2 separate regions of the Homo sapiens genome follow, and region 1 is linked to region 2. The links are chromatin contacts, found by Hi-C or POLR2A ChIA-PET in ENCODE. All regions are on one chromosome and are shown on one strand. Each heading gives the region's core, a stretch centred on a gene start or an enhancer-like site at or near the end of the contact. The rest is flanking DNA. Distances are from core to core; before and after follow the strand shown.

Evidence for each region. Hi-C counts contacts between places; a loop is a spot of excess contacts on that map. ChIA-PET counts read pairs that join two places held with the same protein, here RNA polymerase II (POLR2A). Pooled maps may share reads with other maps.
Region 1: a loop to region 2 is called in a map with no recorded cell type, with 4 times the contacts of the local background. The contact joins two enhancer-like sites. A Hi-C loop is called at or near these places in 5 of 37 single-sample maps with no recorded cell type and 5 of 50 pooled maps. POLR2A ChIA-PET finds 5 or more read pairs at or near these places in 1 of 52 experiments (activated T-cell).

The regions. Positions count from the first base shown.
Region 1 is chr15:99,500,184-99,506,565 of GRCh38, forward strand. It overlaps LOC105371019 (a long non-coding RNA gene), which reads right to left. Exons shown (of 3, transcript XR_001751710.2): 2 at 3,234-3,342. Among named protein-coding and RNA genes, the nearest start is that of MEF2A, 63 kb to the right of the region's middle. RefSeq lists enhancers at 1,804-1,963, 1,994-2,083, 2,134-2,203, 2,484-2,733, 4,384-4,513. Within about 2 kb of position 2,093, at least 3 of the 41 ENCODE cell types and tissues checked have a DNase peak (open chromatin) inside an H3K27ac peak, as active enhancers do.
Region 2 is chr15:99,322,604-99,328,884 of GRCh38, forward strand. The region is part of intron 5 of LRRC28 (leucine rich repeat containing 28); the gene reads left to right. Among named protein-coding and RNA genes, the nearest start is that of LRRC28, 74 kb to the left of the region's middle. Within about 2 kb of position 1,593, at least 8 of the 41 ENCODE cell types and tissues checked have a DNase peak (open chromatin) inside an H3K27ac peak, as active enhancers do.

The sequences.
Region 1 (6,382 bases), core at 843-3,342, 180 kb after region 2:
CCCATATCTACTAAAAATAGAAAAATTAACTGGGTGTGGTGGCACATGCCTGTGGTCCCAGCTACTCAGGAGGCAGAGGCACAAGAATTGCTTGAACCTGGGAAGCAGAGGTTGCAGTGAGCCAAGATCGCACCACTGCACTCCAGCCTGGGCAACGGAGTGAGGATCTGTTGAGACAGATCAAAAAAAAAAAAAAAAAAAAAAAAAGGGAGGGTGGCTTCTTGGATTTCACCATTCGTGTTTCCTGTGCGCTGGCTTCTCCATCCTGTGGCGCCTGGTCATTAGCAGAGTCTAGGACATCCTATTGCAGTAGGCAGGGAGCTGGAGTGGGGTAGGGCAGGCTGATGGGCATCCTGGGCTGAGATAATGTGTCTAAAGACACAGCAGTGTGAACATGGGTGGCATTTTTGGAGAGGGGTGAGTTGTCTACTGCAAAGGAAGGCAGGGGCCATACAGAAGAGCACCTTCACTATGGCATAAAGTGACACTTCCTGGAGCTCCTGAGACAGCCAAGGGCAGGTGTCAAAGTTCCTGCCTCGAGTTCAAAACAGGACAGTGTCTGTCCTCGAAGGTGGAGGGCCCCAAACAACAAACACCCATGGGAGGGTGTGTGTTATTAGCCTGAGTATTGTGCAAGGTAACATGCCGTCAAAGCAGGCAGGGTTTGGTCAGTCCCATTCATGCTTGATCAGGGGAGATGTTTCCAGAAAATATAAAGCTGGAGGGTGCAGAAGAGAGTCCCTGCAATAGCAGATCTGGGGCTAGCCCTGATGACCAAGAATGCTGACCTTTTCGGCAAACTTTCTCAGCAGGCTCTCAACAACCTCTGCACCTGAGCTTCCCAAAACAGGCTGAAGCAGCAAAGGCAGATGGAATGTATTGATTCCTTTGGTTTTGTTTCATCTTGTTTTCATTCACTGCAGTAATCTTCTTCCCAGGAAAGCAGAGGATTTCCTGGAATAAGGATCCTAGCCCTTCTCTATAACCTGCATATGGGTATCACTTTTCAAGGCCAATTTACAGACATATGTTTCTTGCCAGTAAGTTCAAAGATGTAACCACATCAAGTGCAGAAAGCCTGGTTCTTAAAGAGAAGGATAAAGCCGAGTTGGAAGACGGTGGGTTTTCTAGCCCCAATCTCCACCTTGTTCCAAAACCTATGGTAACCCCAAGAGGTGAGGAAGGTTGAAATTTTTCAGGCTTATACAGGCAAATAACTTACTTAATTTTTTTGATTGAATTTAGTGCAGCTCCTAACCCCTTATTTACATTCAGTCACTATCAAAATTTTCTCACTGTCCTTTAAGTAAAAATGGAATCAGTTATGGATTTTTTTTATTCCTCTTTCCTCTCTTTCTCACCAGGTGTTAAACTTGAGTGAGGTGTATTCCGGGTTGGGAGGCACCGTGTGTCTGCAACCCAGACAGTCAATGTTCATTGGCCCCAGGACATTGACACCTACCCAGCTACCCCCTGTATCTGTGGCCTCTCCACTCTCCAGTTGCCAGACCTAAGCAGGTGCCCCGTGTTCTCTTTATCCCACTACCAAGGCTCTGCAGCCTGCTCTCAGGCACACCTGTCCTCTCTACATGGCATGGAAACGTTGGCTGCGCCACCCTGGGAAACTGGGGGCTCTGGGAAACCACGTGTGGCCCATCCGCTGGGGCCCCTCCATGCTTCTGGTGCCACGGCACACGTGGGCTTCTCAAGAGACTTGCTGCCCCTTTGTCCCTCCCCTTCACCTTCAATTTACTTGAAGAAACCAAAGCCTGGGCTTTGTAAAGAGTATTGTCACTGCCATGTGTTTAAAGAAATCCATTCGGAAATTCAGATGGCTTTCCCTCCCTTTCTTTGGGTAGAGGCTGCCGGCCAACAAGGAAAATAAGATACAGAAACCTTGAGAATGGGCTTCAAGTAGAGGGAAATGCCGTTTGCAACAAGTTCTTAGTAGCAAGCAACAGACACCTATTTTGGCTAATTTCAGTGAAAGGGAGTCTCGTGAAAGGCTATGGGGCAGCTCCGAATCATTTTAGAGGACACACAGGCACAGAGCTGATCTTTGAGGAACCATGAGTCAAATCACACCACAGAACAGGGCTGATGGGGAAACCCTGCCACCACCTCTGAGCACCCACACCTCGCCCACCCCAGGAGCTGTGCCTGGCTGCCACTGCTCCTGCGGCCACCACTGTCCCTTCCCTCCTGAGTCACCAGCTCTGAGTCTGGTGTTGGCACCTTCACCTGGCTGGGAAGCCCCACTCTTTGAGCCCCAGCTGCAAGGCAGGCTGGAAAAAGGAAGTATCTGACCATCACTTACCTTTCAGAGAGGTGGTTTTGCTCTTCACAAAGACTCAAAAAATAAAAAAAAAAAGAGTGAGAGACGCAATTCTCCACATAAATATCAAGATCATGCTTCAGGTGCTGGGAAACCAAAGCTCATAACAAGGGCCTCCTTTCACACAAGAAACACACTGGGGCTGGCCTGAGAAGGTTCTCTGAGAGCCTCCAAGGTGCTCCACCCAAGGACACAAACCAAGCAGCATGGAGAGGCTGAGGGACACAGAGATTCTGCCTCCAGGAAGAGGAGCAGAGGCCTGACAAAGACCAAGGAGCTGGGAGAGAACTCATGAGAGGGCCGAGAACCACAAGGAAAGCCCCTCCACTGTGGAGGAGCCTGGGGTGAGGCACCAAGGAGGGGAGCCCCTCCCCTGAGGACTGCGTTTATCCAGCTTGAAGATGGGACTGAGCTGAAGGAAAGCCCACCGTGGCTAGAAGTACTTGAGCCGTCAACAGTAAAGCTACTCACTGTGGGCGGCACCAGCCCTCCCTCCCATTGCTAGGAGTGCAACACTGGGATGAAACCAGATTCTGTGGAAAATCGGTCAGGGCCAGGAGGAGAGGGAAGAACTCAACGCTTGGATGTGGATGTCGGAGCCCCCCTCCCATCCATCTGCTTGGGGGGAGGAGGGGTGGGAAGGGCAAGGCCGAATCGGGGTAAAGGCCCCAGGTGGGCAAATAAGGCAGCTCCCCATTGGTCCACATGTTGACCTTTTGTTTGTGGCCTTTTGCCCACAAGGACAGTATTTCCACTTAAAGGTCACCTCCCCCAGGCAGCAATCATTACTGTTTTGCAGCCTGTTGGGAAAGTCAGATGTAAGCCATCAGATAACAAAGAAAAAACACGACAAGAAGAGAAACAAATATTTCAGGGCACTGCTCTTGTCATTCCTCACCCCTGAATGCACCGATCACCCTGGCCAGCAGAGATGGCTCCCGCCTCCTTGTTCAGCTCTTACGGTCACGGGGTTTGCCTTCCTCGCTGATGCCACCAGCATCCTTTGGCTGGAAACAAAACAGCCCCATCAATTCAGATTGTTCTTAGGAGCTTTCAGAGGAGATATTGGTTGCATTTAACACACAGTCGGGGCCAAAATAAAGGCTGGGTAGGTGCCCGGGTTATTCAGCGGGAAATGACATCCTGCTCAGGTACACAAATGTCATGCTCCCCAAGCCCTGACACAGGCAAACCGTCTCACAGCCTTCCTTCCCCAGGACTCCAGATTTTCCAACCGATGGTTCTCTTCTTGCCTTCAGACACAACCTGTCCCGTTTGGGAAGGCCAAGACAGGAGACCACAGTGGCAGGGAGCAAACAGGAAACATGAGAGTGGTATCACTGACCTAATCTTTTCCTTTGCAGAAACAATCTCAATTAAAATGCATCACTTCAGAAACCCTATGAAGGACCCGCTCTGTGAATTCTTTCGAAGGTCATCTTAATAATCCAAACCAGTTGCCCAACCAGGAAAGAATTATTCTCTAACATAATTGAAAACACCCACAGGCAGGTGCTTATTGCTTGTGAAAATGAAGACTCATGCATCATTGGAGCCTTAGTTCCAGAGAAGGTGGGATGTGCACGGATCTGTTCTTTTGACAAAGCAGCATGAGGAAAAAGACTCTGTGGCCATTGCCCCTAAAAATAAAGGTATCCTGCCAAGCTTCTCACTGGCATCCTCAGCTTCCCCTTTCTGAGGCTGAGATGAGGTTTCCTTGGCCTCCTCACCCCCACCACCATAGAGCAGAGAGGCCCAAAGTCTGTTCTCAAAATCACTCACATTCAAATGTGAGTAACTGACATCAGCCAAATTGGGAACCAGAGTCAAATCTGAAACTCAAAGGAAAAAGCTTCCAGATAAACTTCAGAGATCTTCACTGTGGGGAGATGGGGGGGACCAACTAGATGGAGTAGGGGATCTTTATGGCCACTGTTTCTCTGAAGGGACAGAAGGACCAGGCTCACTAGGTCTGGGTGGAAACCCTAGCTCTGAAAGTTCCTTCTTACATGGCTTTGAGATGATTACTCGGGGTGGTTCTGAGCTTACTTATTGCATCATAAAAAGGAGAGACCCATGCGGACTTCTCAGGGCGAGGATGAAGTGGGATGCTATTTGTGAAGGTGTTTGGCCCATCAAGGTGTCCATAGGACTAAAGACCCTACGCAGAAACACTCGTGGCCAGGACCGGGCTCCTCCAGGCTGTGGTCAGAGCGGGCCAGGTTCTAGTGGAAAACTCTGCCTCAGTCAAGGGCTGCTCAGGGGTTGGTGCTCTCAGTAGAAAGCCAGTCTCTGGTACGTGACTGGCACAACCTACAGGGGCTTCCAGAACCCGTCACAGCAGTGTGCCTGGCCTGCAGGGTACCTGAGCATTGCTCTCTTAACCTAGCATTTATTCATCAACCTCCTGGAGCTCCTCCTGGAGGCCTGGCTTCAGAATGAGTCATATTGCCCGACACCACACTCTTTTGTTTAGAATTGATACAGGACATGGGGTTCCTGTGAAATTAGCTTGAAATTAATTTAGCCACAATAGCTTATTGTTAGATTTAATTGTAAATGAAACAATTCACCAGGGACGTTTCACTTTGTAAACAAGCACCTCAGAGTCAGCAGGGAATTTGGGTATTTTTTTTCCTACTCTCTAGTCGCTGCATAGGTTTTTACAAAATTTGTGGCCAAGCATAAAAAGCATTTTGGACACGGCTTTGGAGGGACAGCCCACTGCCATTCGTCACCCTCTTAGGTGCCCTGGCACTGGGTAGGAGCAGTCTGCTTTCACGCAGCCTGCTGGGCACAGGAAGGTGCTCTTTGCTGCAGTCAATACATTGTCCAAAAATCACCCTGACTCCATTCCAGAATCCCCAGTGCTCCTGCAGAAGCATCAGTGCTGCTCATATTAAAGAGTCCAAAAAACAGGGTCTGGGCAGTCCAGGCTATGGTTTCCTTCAGAAGCCCTGAAGCCAGTGTTTCTTAGAACATGATGCCACACCACCGTTGGAACATACAGTTATTATCAACATATAGTTCTCATGTTAATGGTTACATGTTCATTTTAAGATGTATTAAAACAAAAATCATTCCTCAAAACTGTGATTTCATGGCAATACACATAAGTTTACATTAAAAGGCAGGTCAGCCAGGGACAGTGGCTCATGCCTGTAATCCCAGCACTTCGGGAGACTGAAGTAGGCAATTGCTTGAGCCCAGGAATTTGAGATCAGCCTGGTCAACACGGCAAAACCCTGTCTTTACAAAAAATACAAAAATTAGCTGTGCATGGTAGTGCATGCCTCCCAGCTACTTGGGAAGCTGAGGCAGGAGAATCATCTGAGTCTGGGAAGTGGAAACTGCAGTGAACTGTGATTGTGTCACTGCACGCCAGCCTGGGTGACAGAGGACACCCTGTCTCAAAAAGGAAAAAAAAAAAAAAAAAAAAGGTAGGTCAATATGAAGAAGAGTAATTTAAAATTAAAAAAAATTAAAAAGTAAATTATATGCAACTTAAAACCAGGAGATATCATCTTACACCAGTCAGAATGGCTGTAAAAAGACAAAAAAACACAGATGTTGGTGAGGACGCAGAAAAAAGGGAATGTGTATGTACCATTGGTGGAAATGTAAATTAATACAAACACTATCCAAAGGAAAATAAATCATTATATCAAAAAGTGGCCAGGCATGGTAGCTCATGCCTGTAATCCCAGCACTTTGGGAGGCTTAGGCGGGCAGATTGCTTGAGGTCAGGAGTTCAAGGCCAGCCTGGCCAACATGGTGAAACCTCATCTGTACTAAAAATACAAAAATGAGCCGGCTATGGTGGTAGGTGCCAGTAATCCCAGCTACTTGAGAGGCTGAGGCAGGAGAATTGCTTGCACCTGGGAGGTGGAGGTTGCAGTGAGCCGAGATTGCACCACTGCACTCCAGTCTGGGCAACAGAGAGGGACTTCATCTCAAAAAAAAAAAAAATTACCTGTATTTGTATGTTCATTGCAGCACTGTATAGAATCAACCTAAGTGTCCATCAACAGATGATTGGATAACGAA
Region 2 (6,281 bases), core at 343-2,842:
AAAAAATAAAATAAGTGATTAAAAGATTTTAAAAGGTATACTTTCTTACCTGGAAAATTATCTTCAGACCCCCATTAGGGTCCAGATACCATTTTACAGCATATTAATCACATTCTAGTTTATTCTTTCAGCAAGGAGATAATGGTGCCTCCTGTGTTCCAGGCACAGAGCTAAGGCATGTTGTTGCAAAGGTGGGCAAGACAATCCCTGCCCTTTAAAAGGTCATGTCCTGGGGCAAAGCAAGCAAGAGCCAAATAAACAGCTAAGTTACTATTCAACTTTGTGGAAAGAACCAGGCTACTGAGTTAGCTTGGGTAGATGGTGGCTAGCAGAGGCTTTGACCACTTTGTTGATGCTGCTGATTTTTCTGTGGTATTTCTGTATTTAATTTCTGTTCTTTTCTATCATCCAGTAATTTCTCACAATTTCTGGTCCATGATGCCTGCCAGTATCTTTTTTTACTGCTTTTGTAGATTCTCTTTCCCACCTTTTAAAATAATGTACACTCAGAAACATCTCAGAACAGAAGCATCAAAGTTTATTTGTATTATTAAGCATAATTTACCACAGTTTGATTTTGGCTCCCTGGTCTGTGAGCATGATTCACCCCACGTGTAGAGACCAGGTCCTTTCTAGCTAGGCTGCTTATTTGCAGTGACCAGTCTGGGTTTAAAAATATAAGTACAATAATTTGGTGTTAAAGGATTTTAATCCTCATATCAGAGAGTCAGGTTAAACTCCTTCTTAGGAAGATATGAATTCTGCTTTTTAAAAAATGATTTTAGACTATATCTAGGATTCGATCCCAATTGTTACAAGGAATGTCTAAGAGGTTGCGTTGTTTGATAATTGCAGTTAACTTAAGTGTGTGGGACATCCTGAATGCTGTTCTTAGCCTTAAAAATGGACTAATATTTCAAGTGAATCTGAATTGCTTTTAATTTTTTTAATTGTCCAAGGAAGATAGTGCTTCACAGTTTCTGAAAGTCATCTATCTCCCAATAAAGAGCCCTTTTCTCTGTGTTAGAGTTAACAAACATGTTTGTGTTTGCAGTTATTTTGATAATAAAAAACTTCATCAATTACAGAAGTATTTATATTGAGTTTACATTTGGAATATTTTGTAGTATGAACTGAAAAATTAGAAGTAAATACTAACTTTTCTGTTATTGTTATTGAATTATATGGGATATTTTAATCACTATTAATCTCCTGAGTTAGGTGTTACTCTTTTTTCTTTAACAGCAATTCGATGATCTAAATAGTTGAGTAAATAACCCAAAGTTGCATGGCCAATAAGTAACAGGATTATGGTTTGAACCTATTTGTACGTACCAGAGTATGTGTATTCCACAGCTCAAGAGAAAGAAAATGGATATAAAAAGGAAGACTTACTGTACACCAAATGGAATTTGGCATTGAAATGTTGTCTTTTATTTATTTGTACAGTAGTCCCCTATTATCTGTGGGAGTATGTTCCAAGACCCCCCGTGGGTGCCTAAAACCTCAAATAGCACTCAACCTTATATCCACTACGTTTTCTGGAGCTAATACCCTAAATGACTAAGTGACTAATGGGCGAGGAGGGTAGACAGGGCGGGTACACTGGACTAAGGGCTGATTCATACAATGAGGTTTCATCATGCTGCTCAAAATGGCATGAAATTTAAAACTTACGGACGGTTAATTTTTGGAATTTTCCATTTAATATTTTCAGACTGCAGTTGACTGTGGGTAACTGAAACCTCAGAAAGCTAAACCGCGGATAAAGGGGGATTTCTGTATGTTCTCAACCCAGTGTGCTCTGGAGCTCAACTTAGAGCTATTTTTAGTGGTACCGGAAAAAGCAAGTGCTTAAAAATATCAAGTCTGTCATTGACTCTCTGTGGTCACTAGCTTGGTGTGGAGTGGGTGGCTTCCTTCCCATTCCCATTTAAATTTTAGGTTAGGTCATTGTGCATCAGCACAGAACTATGATTTAAAGGGGACTTACTGTGTTTTTCTTTTGAAATTGACACCATAATGTTATTTTTGTGCCTAATCTAAGTAATTACTATGTGGCAATAATAAAATCATTTTCAGAATACTCTATAAGTAGCTGAAAAGTTTCAAGGTATTGTGTATTTAGCACAAAAGTAAACAATGCAAACAACTGTAAAGTTAGAGACACTAAGGAAATAAGGTGTACAGACTTATGTTTGCTCCCAGGGAAGGGGTAGAAAGGATTGGGAGTGGTGTGAAAAGAGTAGGATTCTACCAGGATTCCAAAAAGAATGCATTGTAACTCTGTGTCAGGAATACAACATTAATTTCAGCATGACACAGCAATAAATATTTAAAATCAGTCTGTCAATTTCTACCAAAAAAAGCCTCCTGGGATTTTGATAGGGATTGTGTTGAATCTGCAGATCAGTTTGGGGAGTGTGCCATCTCACCAGTGTTGTCTTCAAATCTATAAACATGAAATATCGTTCTGTTTATTTAGATCTTCTTTAATTTCTCTCAACGGTATTTTGCAGTTTGTAGCATATAAGTTTTGTACTACTTTTGTTCAGTTTATTACCAAGTATATAATTTTTTTTGGTGCTGTTGTGAATGGAATTATTTTCTTAATTTAATTTTGGAATTGTTTTTTCCTGATGTATAGAAATGCAATTGATTTTCTAATATTGATCTTGTATCTAGCAACCCTTTAAAACTTGTTTATTAGTTCTAAGAGTTTTTGTGGATCCCTTAATTAGTATTTTCTACTAAGGATCATTTTATCTGTAAATAAAGTTTTACTTCTTCTCTTCCATTCTTGATGCTTTTTGTTTGTTCAGTTTTTGCCTTCCGGCCTTTGCTAGAATCTCCAGTATATTGTTGGGTACCAATGGAAACACTCAGCCTCCTTGCCTTGTAGGCACAAGGGGGATTTAAGGGGAAAGCACTCAGCCTGTCACCATTAACGTAGTGTTCCATACGTTCTCAGCTAGAGGTGTTTTGTAGATGCCCCTTATTGGTTGAAGGAGTTGCCTTTTGTTCCTAGTTTGTTGAGAGTAGTTATCATGAGTGGATTTTAGATTTTGTGAAATGCTTTATTCTTATTCCATGAACATGTGTATTACATTGATTTTTCAGCTGTTGAACCAACCTTACATTTCTAGCATCAGACCCACTTGTGGGGAAGAGAGGTGGGCCAGGGCTGATCTGGAGACCATGTTGCTAGTAAGACGGTGTTAGAGATTTTATTGATGTGCAGCAGAAAGCCAGGGCAGAGTTTGGGGCAGGGAAGGACCGCCATCTGACGTATATTTTAATATCACTTTGACTTCTGTGTAGAAAATAGATTGGAAGGGGTGAGAATAGAAGAAGACGACCAATGGGAAGGCTTGTTGGTTGAGTTCAGGCAAGAGATGGTAATAGGCTGAGCTTGGTGTCAACAGTAGAGGTCTCGGAGAGGCTAACAGATTCAGTATGGATTTTGGAGTGTGGCCTCTTATGGGGCCCTCACCTACCTTTGTTCTGTATTTCTCTCTATTCTATAGAGGGTGTAAGTTACAGTGGTGTTCCCAGATTTGGTCATTACCCAGTTCATAAAATATCAATAAAATAAGGGTATGTTCTTTGCTTTTTAAAAAATAAAAAAAATGATTAAAAGGTTTTAAAAGGTATACTTTCTTACCTGGAAAATTATCTTCAGACCCCCATTAGGGTCCAGATATCATTTTACAGCATATTAATCACATTCTAGTTTATTCTTTCAGCAAAGAGATAATGGTGCCTCCTGTGTTCCAGGCACAGAGCTAAGGCATGTTACTGCAAAGATGGGCAAGACAGTCCCTGCCCTTTAAAAGGTCATGTCCTGGGGCAGAGCAAGCAAGAGCCAAGTAAACAGCTAAGTTACTATTCAACTTTGTGGAAAGAACCAGGCTGCTGAGTTAGCTTGGGTGGATGGTGGCTAGCGAGGCTTTAACACTTTATTGATGCTGCTGACTCTTTTGTGGTATTTCTGTATTTAATTTAATTTCTGTTCTTTTCTATCATCTAGTAATTTCTCACAATTTCTGGTCCATGATGCCTGCCAGTATTTTTTTTACTGCTTTTGTAGATTCTCTTTCCCACCTTTTAAAAAAATGTACACTCAGAAACATCTCAGACCTACTTGTTCATGATAAATAATCATTTTAAGTGTTGCTGGCTTTCATTTGCTAATATTTTGTTAAGGACTTTTGCACTTATGTTCATGAGGGATATTGGTCTGTAGATTTCTTATGATGTTTTTGTATGGTTTTAGTATCAGGGTAATGTTCATAGAATGAGTTGGAAAGTTTTTCCTCCTGTTTTCTGAGACAGTTTGTGAACAATTGATATTATTTCCTCCTTAAATATATAATAGAATTGAAATATTTGTTAGAATAGAAAAGCCATCTGGACCTGGTCTTTTCTTATGGGAGGATTTAAAGATTTAAAATTACGAATTCAGTTTGTTTTTTTTTAATTTTTTTTGAGACAAGAGTCTTGCTCTGTCGCCTAGGCTGGAGTGCAGTGGCACGATCTCGGCTCATGGCAACCTCCACCCCCCGGGTTGAAGCAATTCTCCTGCCTTAGCCTCCTGAGTAGCTGGGATTACAGGTGTGCACCACCACACCCAGCTAGTTTTTGTATTTTTAGTAGAGATGAGATTTCACCATGTTGGCCAGGCTGGTCTCAATCACCTGACCTCAAGTGATCCACCCACCTCCCAAAATGCTGGGATTATAGGTGTGAGCCACTGTGCCAGGCTACTAATTCAGTTTTTTAACTTGTGATACATCTATTTAGATTTTTATTGACTTCTTGAATTTGGTAATTTGTATCTTTTTAGAAATATGTTTATTTAAATTGCTAATTGGTTGAAATAAATTTGTTCATATTATAGTATGTCCTTTTAATCGTTTTAATTTCTGTAAAGTTAATAGTGATATTTCATCTTTTGTTCCTAGTTTTCCTAATTCAAGTCAGTTTTCCTTTTCTGTGTATGTATTTATTTGCTTTGGTTAGTCTAGCTAAAGGTTTGTCAATTTTGTTGTCTTTTTAAAGAACTAACTTTTGTTTTCATTGACTTTTTTTTCTGTTGCTTTTCTAATTTCTATTTCATTGATATCTACTCTAATTTTTATTATTTTCTGCTTATTTTTATTTTAGTTTTTACTTTTTCTTTTTTCTAAAGGTGGAAGCTTAGGAAATGGATTTCAGAACTTTCTTTTCTAATATAGGCATTCGAAGCTTTAAATCTCCCACTAATCATTTCCTTGGCTACATTCTATGCATTTTGATATCTTGTGTTGGTTGTTTCTATTTGGCAAAAATATTTTCAAAGTTTCCTTCTGATTTATTTTATTATTATGGGTTATTTAGAAGTGTGTTGTTTAATTTCCAAATACGGGGATTTCCTAGATTTCTTTCTGTTGTTGATTTCTAATTTAGTTACCTTTTGGTCAGAGAACATACTTTGTATGATTTAAATTCTTTTAAATGTGAGACTTAATAGTCTAGCATGTGGTCTGTCCTGGAGAATATACCATGTGCACTTGAAAAGAATGTGTGTATTCTGCTGTAGTGTTCTTCTTAGATGTCAAATTAGGTCAGTTTGTTTGCAGTGCTGATCATAATCCTGAAAGATACAGTCCTGAATGTGAGAACCCCAAATGTTGAAAGATCGAGTTTCCTAAAGATGAGAACGCCTAACATATAAAATTCTAAAAGTCACAATTGTGAAAGATCAAAATCCTGAATGTTGAAATCCTGAAAGCCGAATTCTAGGGAAGGAGTTTTAGTACATTTTGGTTTTACCAGGATAGTTGCATCATGTTAGGTGGAACTATTACCTTGTTATTGTCTTTATTTGGAAATTAGGTGTGGTTTAAGGAGACACATGAGTGCCAGGTTGACAAGGAGTGGACTCGTGGCCTTAATTTTAGGTGTCAACTTGACTGAATTAAGAAATACCTAGAAACTTGATAAAGCATTATTTTGGGTGAGTCTGTGAGGTAGTTTCCAGAGGAGACTAGCACATGAGTCTGAGTGGACTAGGTAGGGAAAATCTGCCCTCATTACTGGTGGGCACTATCTAGTAGGCCAGAGAGGACAAATACTGAAGGTGAATTGGTCTGTGTCTCAGAGAAGGGACAGCCTTTTCTCCTGCTGCCTTAGACATTAAAATTCCAGGTTTGACATCCTTTGGGCTCCAGGATTTACACCAGCAGCCCGCCGGGTCCTGAGGCTTTTGATCTCAAACTGAGAGTTGCATCATTGGCATC